Linked DNA regions of Homo sapiens: all the other regions are linked to region 1. Evidence: chromatin contacts called from ENCODE Hi-C or POLR2A ChIA-PET data. All regions are on one chromosome and are shown on one strand. The core of a region is the stretch at or near the end of the contact, and the rest is flanking DNA. Distances in the headings are between cores, read along the strand shown.

Evidence for each region. A loop is a pair of places that touch in the nucleus more often than their neighbours do. ChIA-PET counts read pairs that join two places held with the same protein, here RNA polymerase II (POLR2A). Pooled maps may share reads with other maps.
Region 2: a pooled map shows a loop between it and region 1 (5-fold over the local background). The contact joins two enhancer-like sites. A Hi-C loop is called at or near these places in 2 of 37 single-sample maps with no recorded cell type and 3 of 50 pooled maps. POLR2A ChIA-PET finds 5 or more read pairs at or near these places in 1 of 52 experiments (GM12878).
Region 3: a loop to region 1 is called in a pooled map, with 9 times the contacts of the local background. The contact joins two enhancer-like sites. A Hi-C loop is called at or near these places in 2 of 37 single-sample maps with no recorded cell type and 3 of 50 pooled maps.
Region 4: a pooled map shows a loop between it and region 1 (6-fold over the local background). The contact joins two enhancer-like sites. A Hi-C loop is called at or near these places in 1 of 37 single-sample maps with no recorded cell type and 2 of 50 pooled maps. POLR2A ChIA-PET finds 5 or more read pairs at or near these places in 2 of 52 experiments (HepG2 and activated T-cell).

Annotation. Positions count from the first base shown.
Region 1 is chr2:65,388,714-65,391,670 of GRCh38, reverse strand. The region is part of intron 1 of SPRED2 (sprouty related EVH1 domain containing 2); the gene reads left to right. Among named protein-coding and RNA genes, the nearest start is that of SPRED2, 42 kb to the left of the region's middle. RefSeq lists enhancers at 1,081-1,200, 1,291-1,360, 1,411-1,570. Within about 2 kb of position 1,375, at least 4 of the 41 ENCODE cell types and tissues checked have a DNase peak (open chromatin) inside an H3K27ac peak, as active enhancers do; they include GM12878, where a contact is called at or near this core.
Region 2 is chr2:64,325,908-64,329,103 of GRCh38, reverse strand. No RefSeq gene overlaps it. Among named protein-coding and RNA genes, the nearest start is that of MIR4433A, 13 kb to the left of the region's middle. RefSeq lists enhancers at 1,066-1,225, 2,565-2,674. Within about 2 kb of position 1,508, at least 24 of the 41 ENCODE cell types and tissues checked have a DNase peak (open chromatin) inside an H3K27ac peak, as active enhancers do; they include GM12878, where a contact is called at or near this core.
Region 3 is chr2:64,212,843-64,215,777 of GRCh38, reverse strand. No RefSeq gene overlaps it. Among named protein-coding and RNA genes, the nearest start is that of LINC00309, 8.8 kb to the right of the region's middle. Within about 2 kb of position 1,302, at least 15 of the 41 ENCODE cell types and tissues checked have a DNase peak (open chromatin) inside an H3K27ac peak, as active enhancers do.
Region 4 is chr2:64,112,750-64,115,646 of GRCh38, reverse strand. All of the region lies in intron 1 of PELI1 (pellino E3 ubiquitin protein ligase 1), which reads left to right. Among named protein-coding and RNA genes, the nearest start is that of PELI1, 30 kb to the left of the region's middle. RefSeq lists an enhancer at 1,444-1,523. Within about 2 kb of position 1,411, at least 5 of the 41 ENCODE cell types and tissues checked have a DNase peak (open chromatin) inside an H3K27ac peak, as active enhancers do.

The sequences.
Region 1 (2,957 bases), core at 126-2,625:
TAATAGTCAAGTGAAAACACATTTATGGGCAGTGTTTAAAGTTTTGTGAGTGAAACTGTTGATAAGAACCTATTACAATGGTTAAGCCACCTGGAACATTCTATTGATATATTATGCAGCCTTGGAAAATAGTACTTTTAAGGAATGTTAATAAGATGGGCAATACAAAACTGAATGAAAATCCAATACAGAATTCTGCCTACATAACATGATCCAAATTTTGCCTAAAGTTTGCCTAAAACGTGCATAGCAAAAGAATTTCGGGAACTACACCAGAATGTTAGCATGGGTCCATCATTTCTGAGCTGTGGTGTTACTGGCATGACTCTTGTTTTTCTTGTTTATTCTTTTATGTTATATTAAGGTGACCACCTGTTCCCGTTGGCCTGGTACTGCCCTGGTTTTAGCACTGGAAGTCCTACTCTGGACAATTAATGATTCGTGTGTGTGTGTGTGTGTGTGTGTGTGTGTGTGTACACATTAAGGTGAGGTTGTGCCCATTTGAAAGGAAGGGCCAAAGATAAAGTGACAAGCTCATGGGGCCTGTGTGGTAGTCAGGCAGTAGATTTTTTTTTTTTTTTTTGAGATGGAGTCTCGCTCTGTCACCCAGGCTGGAGTGCAGTGGCATGAACCTGGCTCACTGCAGCCTCTGCCTCCCAGGCTCAAGCGATTCTCCCACCTCACCTGCCCAAGTAGCTGGGACTACAGGCATGCACCCCCACACCCAGCTAATTTTATTTTGCATTTTTTGTAGAGACGGGGTTTTACATGTTGCCTAGGCTGGTCTCAAACTCCTGAGCTCAAGTGATCCACTACCTTGGCCTCCCAAAGTGCTGGGATTACAGGCATGAGCCACTGTGCTTGGCCCAGGGAGTAGATTTTCTGATGATAAAATTAACGTGACTTGTTCTAGAAAATACAGGGAAAGAGTAAATGTGCAAAGACTTAAATAGCATTTACATGTAGCCCACAGTGCTCTAAATGCTTTTGGTGGTTCACAGTTTAATCATCATAACCCTATGAACTAGATACTGTTGTTGCATCCCCATTTACAGAGGCATAGAGACATGGAGTAATTCACCCATAGCCACACAGCCCTTGACAGAATCTGGATTTGAACTCAGGCAGTTCGGATCCAGAGTCTGGGCCATTGACCACCTCCTGCATCTCTGTAGATCCCCGACTCCAGCCTCTCCTCTTGCTGCCTCTCTCAACAGTAACGATGCTGTTACTCCCCACGCCAAACCTCTGGGCTGGCCAGGCTCACTCCAGTCCCACAGTCATTGCCAGGACTGCCTTTGACCTTACACAGAGGAAACATCTTCCACCTGTCGGGAGGGAGCCGGGGCGGGGATTTCCATGGCAGAGTTACTGTTCTCTGGTGATAGAGTTCTTTCAGTTTTGCTACATGGTCTTGTGGCAAAGGACTGGGTGCAGGTGCAGCCTTGGTTATTTCTGGAAACACTTCTCCTTTTCTTTTATTTTGCCAGGTCTGGCTCATCAGTCACCTTCCTCTCAGAAAGGTGATTTTGGCTCCTCTGCCCAGACCATCAAACATTTCTGGAGGTGTCACAAGCTTCCGTGAGGGTTCTGGTCTCTGCGAATTGCAGGAAGAATCCAAACATAGGAAAGGGGTGATGTGTATCAGGGTGTCCATCCTCAGCTTTGCTCCACAAAGACCCTCACACTTGCACATTGTTTTGTTAACAGTATTATCTCTGAGTAGTGGGTTTATTGTTTTTGCTTACCTGTTTTAAACACTTCTTCAACAAACTTGCTTTACTTTCCATTTTTTAAAAGTGTATTTCAATTTTTTATTAATAATGCCATTTTACTCCTGCAAAATTTCTCACTCCTTCAAAGTCTGTGTATGGCAAAGATCTTCCTAACCATCATTCAAGTTAGAGCAACTCCATTTCTGTATCAAAAAGAAATACCTTTAGTTATTGTCTGAACTTGTCAGAATTTCTGAGAACGATGCCAGAAATTCTATAATTGTTTTGTCACATTAATTGAACAATGAGAGGGCACCAGCATTCCTCACTCATGAGGTAGAAGCACCACATCTACATTTCTTTTTAGCTATGGGTGATGTTTTTGCTTTTAAATCTTAGAAATCTGTTAATAAACAAATAACACAACAAAGTTTGGGGTACTTCCTTGTGGGGACTGGGATGCTTAAGCTAAAACAAAGTTTAAATTTGGACTGTGTGTGTTATGTTTCGCAGAATCTATATGTTTCTCAAAAGTGGGTGTCACCCTCCTTCCTCCCCCAACACACCCTTCAGGGGTAAGAGGAGAAGTAATGTAGAAAAATTAACTGTTTCTCCACTGTAAAAGTAGGGTGTCTTTAGAATGTTTCATGTTCAAAGGAAAGATTGTGCTTCTCCCAAGGCAAGGTGTTCCCTTAAAAAAAAAAAAAAAAAAGGTTGAGCATGTCTTTGTATTGCTGTCTCTGGAAGAGGAAATGAGGCATCTCTTGGGGTGAGAACAAGGGAGAATTGAACTCTCGGGCCTGGCCAGATGGATTCCTCACACTGGCACAGAGCTGTGAAGGGAAGGGCCTTTCATCCTCCAGAGGAAAGAGGGCTGGGGTCTCAGAGGCCAGAGCATAGGGACAGGCAGGAGTCCTGCAGCCCTGATGCCTGCCCCTCCCAGTACAGAATCTCTGTCCTGACCCCCACCTGTTGAACCTTTCAAATCCCAGTGACTCGCCAGCTTTCTCTGTGGATATTGGCTGAATTGGTGGCTTGTGTGGCTGCCTGGGAGAGCAATTTACCCCTGAGCCAAGGAGGGGGTGGGCTACAGTGAGATGGAGAAAGACCATTTTAATTAAAGAATAGGGCCTTTATAATATGAAACCACATGCTCAGGGTTTGGGTTTTGCTTTGGGTACCTAGGAAACATCCGTGAACACAACAGTAGTGTTTTTAGTTGGGGTGTGTGTGTGTGTGGTG
Region 2 (3,196 bases), core at 259-2,758, 1.1 Mb after region 1:
GGGCACGGAGGCTAATCATCCGTAATAGTCTGGCAGTGCTAATGCATTCAGGGGAGAGCAATTAATGCCTGTTGGGGAACATCAGGACAGAGCTTAGAGTCTTGCAGCCTCTGGCAAAACCAGTTTGAAAACCTCAGGCTCCATTTCTAGTTTAGGGTGTCTCCACCTGGCTTGGCAAACTCTGTGCCTCTGCAAGAGGGAAGAAATAGCTTCCTAAGTGAGGCTTGGGAGGAACAAAGGCCTCATTAGGATCAATCACTTATTCCAAGTACACATTCCCAAGAATCTCTATTGATGATCTCAGATACAAATGAAGTAGTAATTAAGGATGTAATGCAAATGATCTTCAGCTTAGTAACTCTCTGTAATTGAAATTTACTAAATTAAGTCTGAGATTTTTGAAACTAGGCCTTTAAAAAAAAATTCCCCGGTTATAATTACCCCTTCTCCTCCCTCCTACCCACCCTTCAGTAATGTAATTAGTTTAAAATAAGATCCGTGGTAGGGCTGATGATGCGCTGCCTACTGAAATGCTGGCCTCCTATCAGCAATCCCCAGGGAGTGAAGAGAACAGGGGCTCGCATCAGTCAGAAAGGCCACTGTCGTGTTACCAAATATAGGACAAGGAAACCGGACACAGAGCTTGTGATACCGACTGTGCTGGGCGGGAGAGATTTCTCAGCTCTCCCTTCTGTTTCTTTCCCCTCTGCCCACAGACCTGGGATAAGCTATGGACCATTCAGAGAAAGAAGGGAATAGACTGGAGTAGGAGAGGAATTGGAATGTTTAGGGGGTGCTGAGAAGGCCCCTGACAGGAGAGACAGAGGGCTTGGGCAGATCAGAAACCTGGCTGTTTTCTCAGAGGCCAGAGTGCTAAATCTCCATCAGTAATAGCCCTGCGACTCGTCCAAATCCTGTCCTCTGCCACCTGATAGGACCACCCCTGGCCTTAGCTCATTTCTCCTGATATGCCCCAGCAGAGGGCAATGCCCGCTAAGCTCAGCCTGCCCAGAACCCAAGAGGAGCCGTGTGGGCAGAGAAGGGGCCCCAGCAGGCGCTCCAGCCTCCCCGTTCTTTTCCCCAGTTTGGTTTTTGTCCCAAAGTGGGACAAAGAAAGAGGATTGAACATTGTCCTGGGTATGTTTGATCTTCTAGAAGAGCATATTGGCCTATTTCATTTAATTCAGATGAAAAGACCAGCTTGTCTTTGAGATCACACTCTAATTTCATCAGAGCTGTCATGTGAGAACAGAAGAGAAGCTACCCACAGCCTTCCTCCTTCCCTTCCCCACTCCTCCCCTCGCTCACCCCCACCCTCCCAGCCCACGGCTTCCTGAAACTGTTAGATCAACACAGAAACACCTGAAGCCCATTGACCCTCACAAGGCAAAAGCCAAAGGCTGCCAGGGCCATCTTAAGATGCCGCACGAGAACAGCAGCTCCCTGGCAGGCAGCACAGACCTGAAAGAAAATGCGTTCTCCCACTGGCCCCCAGCCTTTGAAAACTGCGTGTGCGCACGCGCCTGCTTTCTGTCATCCATTCACATCACCACTGTTAGAAACTTCCATAAATGCTCAACTGAAGCGCTTCTGTCAGAGACAAGCAGCAGAGTTGTTTCTGGAGAGCACAGCAGGTGTATGTTCCATTCGCAAATCAGATGGAAAACACAGACAATAGCAATCTTGTCTCTGAATAAGCCCTTGCTTAAAAGTTGCCCTTAGCTAATGTGGGCACGTTGACTGTTGGATCTTGGTGCCCAGTGTAGGGCCTGGCACGTGGTAGGTGCTTGATAAATATTAGCTGAGTGAATAAATGAATGACTCACTCTTCTTCAAAAACTTTCAGGAGCTTCTCAGTGGTATGGAAAAATGACATGATTCTAAAATCTGGTATTGGGGATCCTGCAATCAGATGCCTGCCTGCCTTGCCCGCCTGGTCCCATGTTGCCAGGCTGGAGTGCACTGGGCCGATCTCGGCTCACTGCAACCTCTGCCTCCCGGGTTCAAGCGATTCCCCTGCCTCAGCCTCCTGAGTAGCTGGGACTACAGGCACATGCCACCACACTTGGCTAATTTTTTGTATTTTAGTAGAGATGGGGTTTCACCACGTTAGCCAGGATGGTCGCGATCTCCTGACCTTGTGATCCGCCCGCCTCGGCTTCCCAAAGAGCTGGGATTACAGGCGTGAGCCACCACGCCTGGCCAAGACTCTGCCTTTCTAACAAGTTCCCAGACGATGCTGATGGTGCTGGCCCAGGACCACATCTTGCGCATATCACTCACCCTGCATCCCACCAGCTGGTCAAGGTCCTGCTCAGATGCTACCGTTTTTGTCAACAAAACTGGGCACACTAGCAAAAAATGCACCCCCTCCCCGCCCACTCACCTCACTGCTACACCCCTCTGTGCCTGCCAAGACACTTTGTATCTGAGCTATTTGGCTGTGTCTCCCTGACCTCAGGGGCCTAAAGTTCTCATGCCTTTCCCCGTACCCCACAGAATCTCATTTAGTGCAGCCGGGGACACGCTACCAGCTGGGGCAGATTCCGTTCCATTCACTGGGACCTTAAAGAACTTCAGACTCCTTGATGCAGCACTCAGCCCTGGGGGTCCAAAGATGCATGACGCCCAGAGACTGCCCTTGAGATGAACATCTATTTTCTGGGTTATATTCACTGCTCACTGAGCCCACTCTGCTGTCCTTCCAGCTGCTGGCCTGGGGCATGACTGACCTGAGCAGACCACGGGATGTCCTCCCTGATCTAAACCAGTGGGAGGTTCCTCTCACTAATACACATCTCCAAGTTCTCAGCTTGCCTTGCTGTCTTTGAGACTCAGAAGGGAGGTGTTACTTTCGGTGGTAAGCCACAATATGTAACTCATAGAGGGCATGTAAGAGGCAGGTGAAAGATGTTTTGCAGCCTGTTTAAATGTCAGTGACTAAGACCCAGGGGTGCTCTGAGAACATTCTCACTTCTCAGTTGTGGGCACCTAAAAGGTTACTGTCCACCCAGTTCTCCTGCCACGTGGACTTACGGCATCACGGCCTCACATCCTCATGGGACCAATGGCAAATTATGGAACCTCAACTCAGGCTGCTTAAGTAAAATGGGAACTCTTTGCTCACCTCTGTGGCTTGGCCCAAGGTGACTCAGAATTGAAAAAGAAGCTATAGGAATCTGGGATTTAGGAACCA
Region 3 (2,935 bases), core at 53-2,552, 1.2 Mb after region 1:
AATTAGCTGGGCCTGGTGGCGGGCACCTGTAGTCCCAGCTACTCAGGAGGCTGAGGCAGGAGAATGGCGTGAACCCAGGAGGCGGAGCTTGCAGTGAACCGAGATAGCGCCACTGCACTCCAGCCTGGGCGACAGAGCGAGACTCCGTCTCGACAAAAAAAAAGAAAAAAATCAGGGGTTCTATCACTATGGAAGAAAAGAACACATATTAGGGGACCAATAGCAGTCTCTGCATTTTGATTGTTCATTTTTAGAATACATAAGGCTCTTAAGCTAGAATAGTTTCTTATTTATTTTTAATTGACAAAAATTGTGTATATTTATGGGGTACAATGTGATTGTTTGATCTATGAATACATTGTAGAAAGAGTCAATCAAGCTAATTAACATATCCATCACCTCATCAACTTACCAATTTTTTTGTGGTGAGGATGTTAGAAAGCTATTCTTTTAGCAATTTTGAAATATACAATACATTGCACTGAATGGTGACCACAGTTAAAAGAGTTTCTTTTTAATACAGAAAGAAAAAGAGTAGTCATCATCAAGTAACAGAGTTTAAAAATACAACTCATGTTTTATACCCACATAATTGAAATTGAAATACATTAAAGTAACAGAAAAAATATACAAAACACTGCCATTGTTTACTTATGTCATGTGTGGCCTTCAAATAAAGGCAATTTTGTGTCATAGTGAGGAGCTATCTGCCAGACAGTGACAACCAGTTCATGTCACTTTTGACAAAACTCTGTGTAAATTCTGTAGGTTTGTGGTATAAAAGGAGACAGATTAACATTCCTTTAATTCAGTCTCAGTCTTAGAAACATGAAATGCTGAAAAGTTATTTTTTAAGCCCAGGAATCTTCTCCCACCCATTAAGCTATCAAAATGGAAATGTCCAAAATGACCAGGTGTGTTTGCTCAACGAAAAAAAAAAGTGTTTCAGTTCTGCTTACTGCAATGACAGCTTGTAAAGCCTTCATCAAAGGAGGCTTTACAAGTTACAAAGCAAGCCTTTGTAACTTGCTTTTTCAAATTATGATTAATGGGCCTACTCTTTTCACAGCCAGTTTCCGATGGAAAGAAGATTCAAGTAATATTCTCCATGCTACTGTGGTCTGTTCTTAGTGGTGACTACTACAAGCCTGACTCAGTCAATTTAGATTTAGAAAAAATAATAAAGCTCCAGTCTCATGCCTGTGAATGAATGGGGAGTAGAGAAAGGGATTTTTTTTAGTACCTGAAAAGTTCCAGCAAAACTAAGCTTCATTGCTGAGGGTGTGTCAGCTGTTCAGGGCAACACCCTTCCTGCAGTTCGGGAGTACAAGAGCACAGACGTCAAGTATTATTTGGTGACAAGAATAGAACATTATTCTGAGCAAAAAAGTGTTATTCAAATTCTACCAAAGCACACAGATGCTGTGACATGGTAATTATTCTAAGAGTGATTAATTTAGAAATTACCTAACCTTTTTGGTTTCTATTTTCGATGACATTTGTAATCTAAATGAGCAACAAACCTGTGCCTCTCCAGCTTTTACATCAAACTCCAAACCTGATTTCCACTTTTATTTTAGGATCAGCAACTCATTTATTAGCGTCAGTCTGTATCTCAGAGATATAAGGCCATTCTAGGGCCAGGTGATCTGCAGACAAGGAATGGAGAAGTAAGAGAAATTACTGCTATCGTTTTCGAGCAAAGCAGGAGAGTAACACATCACCATTTGACTGTCCCCTTCCTCTCCCGTGCTGCCCCTAGAGATCTGAGCAGAAGAGGAGGTCATAGAATGGCTGATCTTTGCTGAGGGTTGGGACTTTGGCCTCTTCTTGTGAATCAACAAAATAATCAATCCAGCATTGGTTGTACTTAATTAAGTTTTAGATCCTCAGCAGATCTGCTTATTAATCCATTCTTTTGCAATAATTTTTCTAGCATCTGCCTCTACTGGGCTCTGTGTTAAACTACGGGTATACACAGAATCATCAGAAAGGGGCCCCATTCTCAAAGAACTTACCATCCAGTGATACTGGTATTAGTTTCAGTTATAGGAATAAGCAGCATGCATTTAGGAAATGACTGACAGGAAATATGTACAAATGATCATAATGGTTAGATGAAATTATGGGTAATTTTTAAAACTTCCCCAAATTCCTACAATGTTATCATATTCCTATAATTATATTCATCTAATGGTTTGAATTTAAAAATACAACAGTAATCTCAAGCCCTAGTATTGAAATTGAGTGATGAATTTTTATTTCTTCAAATAAAACTACTTTAAGTAATATAACCTCCATTATAAATTGTAAAAGTTACTTTTTATAAACAGACGTCAACTATTTAATCATAACACAGATTCTATCTATCATAGCATAACACAGTTATTACAGCAAATCCACTTAAGTCTTCCTGGGACAAGGGAAAAGGGCATAGGTGAAAACCACAGAATAAAATATCTTGGACTATTTTAGGCCTTCCAATGAGGGCAGTGAGATGAATGGCCCTTTTTAACCTCTATACAAACCATGTTGTCATTTACCATGCACCTATGATGTAGTGGCTAGGCTTACCAGAAAACACTCTTAAGCAGCCTCAGAAATGTTGAGTCATTCGTACATGTAATCTACCTCATAATACTGAGAAAAGTACTTGAAATGTCTCAAAAAGAGAAGCATTAGTACAAACTTGTAACAGCTACAGTGGTCATCAGACCCGGACCAACTGTAGTCAATGGTTTTACCCACAAGCCAACTTGTGAGTCAGAATCCCACTTGTTTTCAGCTGAAAACACAGGTGATAGGAATTCAAGCCCTCTACCCAGTGCTATGAACACTGTGAGTACTCTCCAGATGGGAGCTATGGGTATTGTCCTTCAAAGATACAGAATAAATGTTGAGGTGTCGTTTTGACCATGAAACCTGATCAGTTCTA
Region 4 (2,897 bases), core at 162-2,661, 1.3 Mb after region 1:
TTTATAGTTGTAATAGAAATTAAATGGGGTAATGTATGTTGAGTTAACATGTGGATCTCAGTCCTAGCTCTGCCAGAGTTCTTTGGCCTTCAGTCACTGGGCTTTTCTGACCTACTCAGTTCCCTTATCTGGAAAATAGAGTTCAGACTTTCCTACCCAATTCACAGGGCTATTATGGGGGTCAAATAAAATAATCTTACGTGAAAGCATTTGGCTAATTACCATTCTATGCAAGTTCAAGATAGACCTTACCCCAAGGTTGATTCAAATTGACACCCTCTGTTGACCTAAAAGAATTCTCCCATGCTTGCCAAAACCTGCTTTTAATTTTTCTAAATATGGGCCCCTTAGTCCAGAAGATACTTATCTAGCCTCCAAAGATTTGCCTTTCTCTAAACAGCAGGCTACCCAGCAGTAGCCTTATAGCTACTTCTGTGGCCACTCCAGCTCTAGTCGCTTTCCTTCAACCATTTGAGAGAGGTAGCCACAATATTAAAATATTTTAAATGTACAGAAACATTAATCATTAATTGCCATCAAGGCAAGATTCTCATTCTCACTCTCAGCCCCTATCAATTCTAGTAAAATACTGAAACTACACCCGCCTTCAACTACACGGCCTTTACTAACACAAGTCTTAGTATAAATAACCTTTTATTATCAGTATCAGTATAATGTTAGTAAGCAAACATTAAGTACCTTACTGTGTGCCAAGAAGTATGCCAAAAAAAGGGGAAATTTCCATCCTAAGAACAATGTATGTTGTCTTCAAGATTAGAGCAGTGGTTCTCACAAGGTAGGGGAGTGAGTAGTGGGGAGATAGGAAGTTGAGGCATTTTTAAAGTCACAACTAGAATGTTCTACTGGCATCTAGGTAGAACAGAAAGGCCAGAGATACTGCTGAACCCCCTACAATGCACAGGCCAGTGCCCCACAATGTCAAAATGTCAGTAATGCCCAAGTTGAGAAGCCCCAGTTAAAGGAACAAATACTGTCCCTAGGAAAGATGTTAACTCCTTTTCCATCAGGATGAAATAAGTTATCCCTGTAGGTGATATACTATCAGCATGCTATTTGGCTTCTCTAAGAGAGGAGGGTGGGAATTTACACAGGTGGTGTCCTGTATCTTGGGAAGGGGAACATAGACTTCACTTCCTCCACTGCTGTGTTGAGAAGCTAAAAGACACTAGCAGAAAGTAGTAACCTCCAACTACTACTGCACACCATTATTTCTCCTTTTATGTAAAAATGCTATGTGTTACTCCTGCTGGTTGCAAAAGAATGAAGAAGGTGATTAAATTTTCACTCTTATCAAGAAACTGCTATGAATTAAACTCCAGTCATCAGCTGAATTGGTTTCATAAAATGGTTCCACCGCAAACATACTAAAGCAGTTCTTTCTGTTTGAGTCATCCTTTTGAAATCAGCCACAAGGAAACTCTAGTATAGATGGAAATCTGTTTTATCTGAGATAATATATGCAGTCCACATTGTTTTTCATCATAAAAAAATGTTATAACATTTTCATGTTTTAAAACATTTTCCTTTTTTTCTCAGTACCCCATTATGCCTACCCACTTGCCCACTAAAATAGAAGTGCTCAGAAGATATGTAAACAATCTGCATAAGATTTGTTTTGTCCCTTGCTTAGTATTTGTTTTGCTTTTTTTTTTAGGGCAGGAATTTTGTACTTGTGTTTAGTAGGTAGTAAGCAAAAGGCTGTGTGTGATGTAAATAATGAAAGAAAACATTTGTTAGGTTGAGAGACAAAGATTGATTTCTCAGTTTTTCTTCTTTAGGTGAAACTGACAGATATTATACAAAGTCTTTCCTTTGGGAAGACTTGATATGAAAATAATTGTATTTCACTGGCCCTTAAAAAGGAAATGATTAGAATGTTTAACAGTCAAATTAATAATACTATTCCTAATAAATACATATTTTATGAGTAACTTTTCATGTTCTCCCAGCCCACAAAGAAAATAACACTATTCCAGAATATGTTTATTTTAAAATTTTTTTTTAACTCTGGAAGTTTAGTTCCTGCTAATGAGAGCAACATGCTTTCGAGTATCAAGCAAAGTTTCAAAGTAATAGATAAAATAGAAGACAGTTTTATTAGGAAGATTTTCTTTAGCATTTCTTCTAGTCTTGAGTAGAATTAATGGTGCTATTTCATGTTCTTGGTGCTAGATAACATTGGGATAGGGCTGAATACATGAGGTCAAACTAACTTAATTGAAGACCAACAAATGAAGCCAGTAATCGAGACATTCGGATGTTTTTTATGTACATACTCATTTAAAGTTCTCAAGTACATGACTTCAGGAATTTTTTTTTTTTTTTCTTTTTTTTTGAGACAGAGTTTCTCTCCGTCACCCAGGCTGGAGGATCACAGCTCACTGTAGCCTCAAACTCCTGGGCACAAGTGATCCTCCCACCTCAGCTTTCTGAGTAGCTGGGGCTATAGGTGCATGCCATGACATTTGGCTAATGTTTTCTGTTTTTACTTTTTTTTTTTTAAATCTTTTGTAGAGACGGGAGTCTTACTATGTTGCGCAGGCTGGTCTCAAACTCCTGGCCTCAAGTGATCCTCTCACCTTGGCCTCCCAAAGTGCTGGGATTACGGGCATGAGCCACCATGCCCAGCCTAGGAATTCATTTTGAAGAATTCTTTTACTCAGATTTTAAAATATAGAGAGAATATATAAAGACAGTGAGTAGGAAAGCATTGTCTAGGTACTGGTCTTTGTTAAAGAGTATAAACCTTTGGGAAGATCATGAATCTTTCTTCAGAGAACACATAAAAAAAAAAGTTCCAGGAAGAATAGCTGTCACAGCATTTTATTTGCAGTTTAATAAGGCCAGTTGTATATTGATTGATTATATGCCATTTT